Linked DNA regions of Homo sapiens: region 2 is linked to region 1. Evidence: chromatin contacts called from ENCODE Hi-C or POLR2A ChIA-PET data. All regions are on one chromosome and are shown on one strand. The core of a region is the stretch at or near the end of the contact, and the rest is flanking DNA. Distances in the headings are between cores, read along the strand shown. Region 1 overlaps COL27A1 (collagen type XXVII alpha 1 chain). Region 2 overlaps COL27A1 (collagen type XXVII alpha 1 chain).

Evidence for each region. Hi-C counts contacts between places; a loop is a spot of excess contacts on that map. ChIA-PET counts read pairs that join two places held with the same protein, here RNA polymerase II (POLR2A). Pooled maps may share reads with other maps.
Region 2: a loop to region 1 is called in a map of prostate gland, with 2.4 times the contacts of the local background. The contact joins two enhancer-like sites. A Hi-C loop is called at or near these places in 10 of 168 maps with a recorded cell type or tissue (Right ventricle myocardium inferior, cardiac septum, endothelial cell of hepatic sinusoid and 5 more), 1 of 37 single-sample maps with no recorded cell type and 7 of 50 pooled maps. POLR2A ChIA-PET finds 5 or more read pairs at or near these places in 2 of 52 experiments (activated naive CD4-positive, alpha-beta T cell and endothelial cell of umbilical vein).

What each region holds. Positions count from the first base shown.
Region 1 is chr9:114,213,136-114,216,235 of GRCh38, reverse strand. The region is part of intron 12 of COL27A1 (collagen type XXVII alpha 1 chain); the gene reads right to left. Among named protein-coding and RNA genes, the nearest start is that of MIR455, 5.3 kb to the right of the region's middle. RefSeq lists an enhancer at 1-360. Within about 2 kb of position 1,840, at least 6 of the 41 ENCODE cell types and tissues checked have a DNase peak (open chromatin) inside an H3K27ac peak, as active enhancers do; they include gastrocnemius medialis and prostate gland, where a contact is called at or near this core.
Region 2 is chr9:114,248,740-114,251,608 of GRCh38, reverse strand. It overlaps COL27A1 (collagen type XXVII alpha 1 chain), which reads right to left. Exons shown (of 61, transcript NM_032888.4): 25 at 941-994. Among named protein-coding and RNA genes, the nearest start is that of MIR455, 41 kb to the right of the region's middle. Within about 2 kb of position 1,253, at least 15 of the 41 ENCODE cell types and tissues checked have a DNase peak (open chromatin) inside an H3K27ac peak, as active enhancers do; they include gastrocnemius medialis and prostate gland, where a contact is called at or near this core.

The DNA of each region.
Region 1 (3,100 bases), core at 591-3,090:
TCCCAGGTCGGGCCCCTCTGGAGAACTGAACACTTCATACTTGGAGCAGAACAAGGCCCAAGAGGAGATAGAACAAGGCTAAGGAGTGAGACTCTGCATTCTCTCTTGGCCACAACAACTCAGAGGAATAGAGCTGAGGACAGGGACGGTCCTCGCCACCACATCCAAAGCAGGATGCCAAGGAGAACTCAGAAGGCCATCTCCTCCACTCTTCTGCCTCCAGGAAGTGTCCACCCCAACCGTGTGCTCCAGCGGGTAGGATACAGGGGCAGAGAAGCAAGAAACATCTAGAATCCAAAGTCCCCCTCATGCTCCTAAGGCTCAGGTCCCTGGCCTGCAAAACAGTCAGCACTGTCCCACTCACCTGGCAGGGCTGGGCTGAAGAAACGGTGAGATGTTTCTAATGCAGCCCCTGGTCAACTCTAATGTGCCATCACTACACTAGTTAGGGTTTATATCAAGAGTGGGAATATTTAATAACCTCTAGGAGAAGCCCGCAAAAGGATCTTGGAGAACTTCTTACCAGGTGGACATTCTCCAAGGCCTGGAAGTTCCTGCTTAAGTCTAACCTGCATCCTTCCTGCTGCACTCGAAGCAGCCATATTCTTTTCTAGGTGTGCAGGCTCCAAGCGTGCTGACATGGAAAGACCCCTGAACTTTCCCAGCCCCTTTCTCTCGTGGTCTAAACATGTTTTTACCCTGCCCTCCTGAAATCCACTAGGAAATCTACTCAAGAAAAGTCGCCTCAGGGGACAAGGAGAAAATAGGAAGGCAGAGTTCTCTCCAGGATTCCAGGGGCACCAACAGCCTGGGTCAGCTCTGGTTCACATCTGGGTCACTGGAGACCACACCCCCAGCTCACAGCATCACCTCAGCTGAGAACCTTAATCTGCTTTGGCCTCAATTTCCCTACTTGGAAATAGGAATTCTCTGTTACTTGGCTGCTTGCTGCCTGTAATCTGAGAACTGGAAAGAGCCATGAACTTGAAGCCCAAATGCACTGTGTTAGAAGCCCTGCCTCCTCCCAGAGGACTGCGCGGCCTTGGGCAGGTCCCAGTCATCCCTGAACCACACCCCAGGGAGTCGGTGCCAGGGCTGGGCCCTTCCAGCTCTAAGCTTTAGGGTCTTCCCTCCGGACTCACTGCATGAGGCCAGCCTTGGCAGTCCTGGCCAGGGGCTGTGAGTAAAGCTGTGCATGGTGGCCTGCCTTGCAGGGCCATCCCAGCAGGCTTGAAAGTACATTTGGAGAAGACAGGTAGAAGGACTCACTGCAGCATCTTCCTAGCCTGCTCGTAGAGACCCTTGGCTGGGAAACATGGCTCAGTCTCTCACTGTGAGTGATACTGAGCCATGCCCAACAAGCCAGGACAGGCCAGGAGAAAGCCATTCAGCTCCAGCCAAGTTGGTAACATTTTCCACCTGGACCCCTCGCCAGAAAACCACAACACGTTCTCTTAGCAGGAGGTATGAGGAGGGATGAGAGCTGTGGACCAAGCTTTCCTCTGGAGGTTGAAGATGGGAGCAGAGAGAAGAGGGAGCCATGTGGAGAGTACCTTGCCCTGGAAAGCAAGTGTTCTGGATTCAAGTCTTGACTTTGCCAACAACTTGCTGTGAGATCTTAGGCAAGTGTCTTGCCCTCCCTGGGCTATGTCTGCTTATCTGTCTGAAAAAGAGTTTGGGCCAGGCCATCACGAAGGTTCCTATAGCTCTGATGTGCTTTGACCTCCACTGTCTCTTCCTCAGCTCCCGTTAGTAAAAGACTCTGACACATCACCCTTCCAAACTGGATACTGAGGAGGCCGCATGCACGGGCCCAAGGTTTTGCCTGCTGGGGAAAGACTGACTACAGCAAAATCATCACCAGCCCTGCCAGAAATGACGCCAGCTGCAATCTGGCATGAAGGAATTCAGCTCATTCCCCTGTCACTTCCTTTTCTTAATAAGTGCCTAGAAACTGTCTGGCCTAAAGCTTGGATAAGGAGGAAAAACCATTCACGACAGGAGCCCCCAACCCTACCAGACAGATCAAGGGGTTGGGAGCAACAGCAACAGAGGGATGGCCCTAAAGACTGTCCAGGGTCTTTAGGCTGAGAGGCATGGCAGACTCAGAGGCCCAGCGGAGACAGAGACCAAGCTGTAGGGACTCAGCCGATGTGAAGTCCCATTACGTACACATTAAATCATATCTGATGCAGATCTCGCCGATTTGCTGGCCATGGTGGCTGGAACAGAGTTGAGGGTATTTTCATGGCTCTCAAGGGTATTGCACAGGTCTAGGGCTGAAAAGATGTTTCCCTCCACCCACATCTGACACCCCAGTGCCAGGGAACAACACGCCTGTCATGAAGATCAGAGCCTAGTCTTAGAAAGTTAAAGGCAAGAAGCAAGGAAGCAGACAGAAGTTCTCAGTCTGGCAAGGCTCAGAGTGTCTATGGACAAATGGCTTTGACAGTCTAAGCCTCAGTTTTCTCATCTGGAAAATGGGGATAATCGATCTTGCCTTAAAGGTTCACTGGGAGAATCGCATGTGGTTCAAATACTATGCACACCGAGGGCCTCAATACTCGTTGCTTCCTTTCACTTGCAGGGGACTTAGGGTGGCAACCATGCCTTCTTCTGGTTATTCATCGTGTTTATTGATTGTCTCTACCCTTAAAATTTGAGCTTCATGACAACAGAGATTTTTGTCTGTTTTGGCTACAGTGTTATCCTTAGTGCCTGGCATAGAGTAATATATTCAACAAATAATCTTTGGTTGAATGAGGAATGAATGAGTGGCCTTATCTCACACAGGCAGGATAATGGGACCTCAAACCTGGGACTGCCTTCTCAGCCAGGCCATGAACAGGGTAACTTTGTGCTCCAAGAAGAACACAGGTACATGGCAGGGAGAAGGTGGATGAAGGGGCCGCCAGGAGGGGAGATGAGGAGGATGCAGAGGATGGAGTAGAAGGGGGAAACTGAGGCATGGCCCTGCTGACATTCCTTGCTGTGTCCGGTTGGAGAAGAGGCCATAACATGTCCAGGCTTTCATGGGTCTTACCTCTTCCATGCTCAGGAGACTCCGTACCCCAAGCTCTAAACAGCTACACTCTGGCAC
Region 2 (2,869 bases), core at 4-2,503, 36 kb before region 1:
TGTGCTATCATTATGTAAGATGCTACCACTGGAAGAAACAGGGTGAAGGGTACTATTTTTTGCAACTTCTTGTGAATCTGTCATTATTTCAAAATAAAAAGTTAAATTTAAAATTTCAAGATAAAAAGCTGAATTTAAAAGGAGGAGGAGCAGAAGGGGAAGGAGGAGGAGGGGGAAGCGAGGGAGGAGGAGGAGGAGGAAGGCAGAGGCCCGAGGGTCTGGGCCACATAGAGTGATAGAGTGTGGCACAAGAGGATCCTGGAGAGTTAGGCGGGGCCAGACTTGCGGGGGATACTTCCTCCCTCTGGACCTCAGTTCCTCCATCTATTCAATGGGAATAATATTGGTTCTCCCAGAGGGCCTGCTCTGGGGATCGGATAAACCCATACAAAGGAAGACAAGTGCCTCCAAGGCCCTTGGTGGGAGCTGGGAGCCAACATGAGGCAGAGTGTCTTAGTGAGCAAAGTGTAGCTAACCTTTGGCAATGAACCTGGTTCAAATCTCAGCACTGCCACTTATTATCTGGGTGACCTGGAGTAAGTCACCTCCCCTATTTGAGCCTCTGTTATCTCATCTAAAACAGAGGCTTAGCAAGGCAACCTCATCTTTCCTCTTTGTAAAGATGAGTCTTTTCCTCCCTGCTCTCGCCGACCCCTGTGCAGGGCCAGTAGGCAGCTGTGAGGAGCCCAGGTCACATGCATCTGCTGGTTGTCACACAAAAGTCTAACTGTGCTTGAGGCTGATGACAGTAGGGCAGGGATAGAACCCCAAGGGATGCCAGGAAAGGGAACAATGTCTCTTGGCAGACTCAGAATGCCAGGTCAGGAGAGAGGCTAGGGGAGGGTATTCTGAAATCCCCAGGTCAAAGGGCCTCTTCACCTTTTTACAATTTCAAAACACAAGCTCTAATTGTTTATCTTTTCCCCTCAACACCACTTACCTTTTCTCCCACGATTCCTGGCTCCCCGACCAGACCAATGAATCCCATAAATCCCTATGAGACACATTCCCGAAAGCAAGAGAAACAACGTGAATCCGGGGACCCAGCCCTCCCGCTCCTTCCCCTGAAGCTCATCTCCCAGGTGTCTCCCACCCGTGCCTGGTCACCCAGCCAGCATGGGGTTGTGCCGGGGAGAGCGCTGCCTCTCTCTGGGCACCGTTCTGACTTCCCTCACTCCACCAGATGGTTCTGATTTTGAAGCCAAGCAGCGGGGCCGCTGCCAACATCCCTGGGAGCGCCACACATTCTTCCCGCGCCAGAAGCAGGCTGGGAGGCTGCCACGTTTGGAGAGCTGGGGTTGGGCGGGGGGTGGCTTAAGCTGAGCTGGGAAGAGGCCATCTGTGCCCATCTTTCGGGGCTCTGGGGCTGTTTCAAAGAGTGAAACAAACCCGCTGGCTGGGACAGAAATACCGTAACAGCCTCCGCCAAGAGAACTGATTGGAATCGGGGAGGCGGAGGCCTCTTTACTGTCTTCTGAAAGGCCTCCTTGCCTTTTTCTGAAAGGGTGCACACACAGACACACGCTGCAGCTCCTGCTGCTCTGCTGAACTCCGCTGGGTGACAACTTGCCTCTGGGTTCCAGGGGGTTCTTCTAGGTGGCCCCAGTCCTTGCCGTCTCCCTGAGCAAGCAAACACGCACACGCGCAGCGAGGGTGGACAGCCTAGAGGGGTCACCTAGGAAGGCCCATCAATTTCTTATTCAGGCCCCACCTTCTTCCCTGCTAAGGAAAATACAAACTGAGCCGGGAGGGCCTTGTGTGGTTCAGGAGTGCAGAAGTGGCTTTGGAAGAACCCAGATTTGCAGCCAAGAGGTTCTGGGTGAATTAGGAAAGATGGAGGGATGAGTGGATTTTGTCCATAAAATCCGCTCCCTGTCCCCCAAACCCTGGCCAGAGTAAAATGAGACCTTGGGCCAGGAATAGGCCAGAGTTTGTGTACTCAGTCAATAAGGCCGGCCCAGCTGTCAGTTAACTACCATGAGAGGGTTACCTCTGGGATCCACACTTTCTTATCTAAAGACAGTTTTAAAGTGGTCACTTCAGCGAGGGCCACACGTGTCTTGCTGCTGCAGCCTGGGATGTCCGCTCTGGTTGTGTGGCTCCAAAGACCACGCACCTTCCCCTCCAGCCCAAGGCCTCCAAAGCATGTGGCTGTGAACAGGGCCCGGATCTCCCGTACATCCCAGCACCACGCTGGCACTACGCATGGTGGATCCTGCACCTGCCCCTGGTTCCCTGGGTTCAGAGAACTTTCTGAAGTATAAGGTAAGAGGGATGAGGCACTAGGTATAAGGTCACAGCTAACATTTCACAGAAAATAACCAAATACTTGATTTTTGCAACAACTTATTTTTAAAAATTAATTAGAGCATTTTCTAAGTGATAGCAATATTATAACAACGGCTTCAACGTATTGAGCACTTCCTGTGTGCCAAGCCCTGTACCTGGCACTTTATCTATGTAACTGTCATTCAGTCTTCAGGTGTGTGGGTTCTGGGCAAATCAGTCTCTCTGAGCCTCATCTGCAGAATGGGAGACAATAAAGGTACCTCCCTACTTCCTGGCACTGTTCCGAATACGGGAGATGGTGCACGATGCGTAGAGGTACTTCATACATGTTCGCTCTTTCCCATCCCCTCTTAATTTATTTTACAAGGGCACAGGGGTAAGACAGAGGCCTGGGCTTCCCACAAGGGAGCAGTCAGACATTTAGAGGATGCCGAATGAAGGGAATAAAAACTGCTCTGTTAAAAGGCCCCTGCCTGACTGGCCCAGAGAAACAGAAATTTCATAGCTACTTTAAATTTATGAGATGTTGGGTCCTGGAAGGCAAGCGGGTCATAAACCTCTAACAAGAAACCAAACAAGA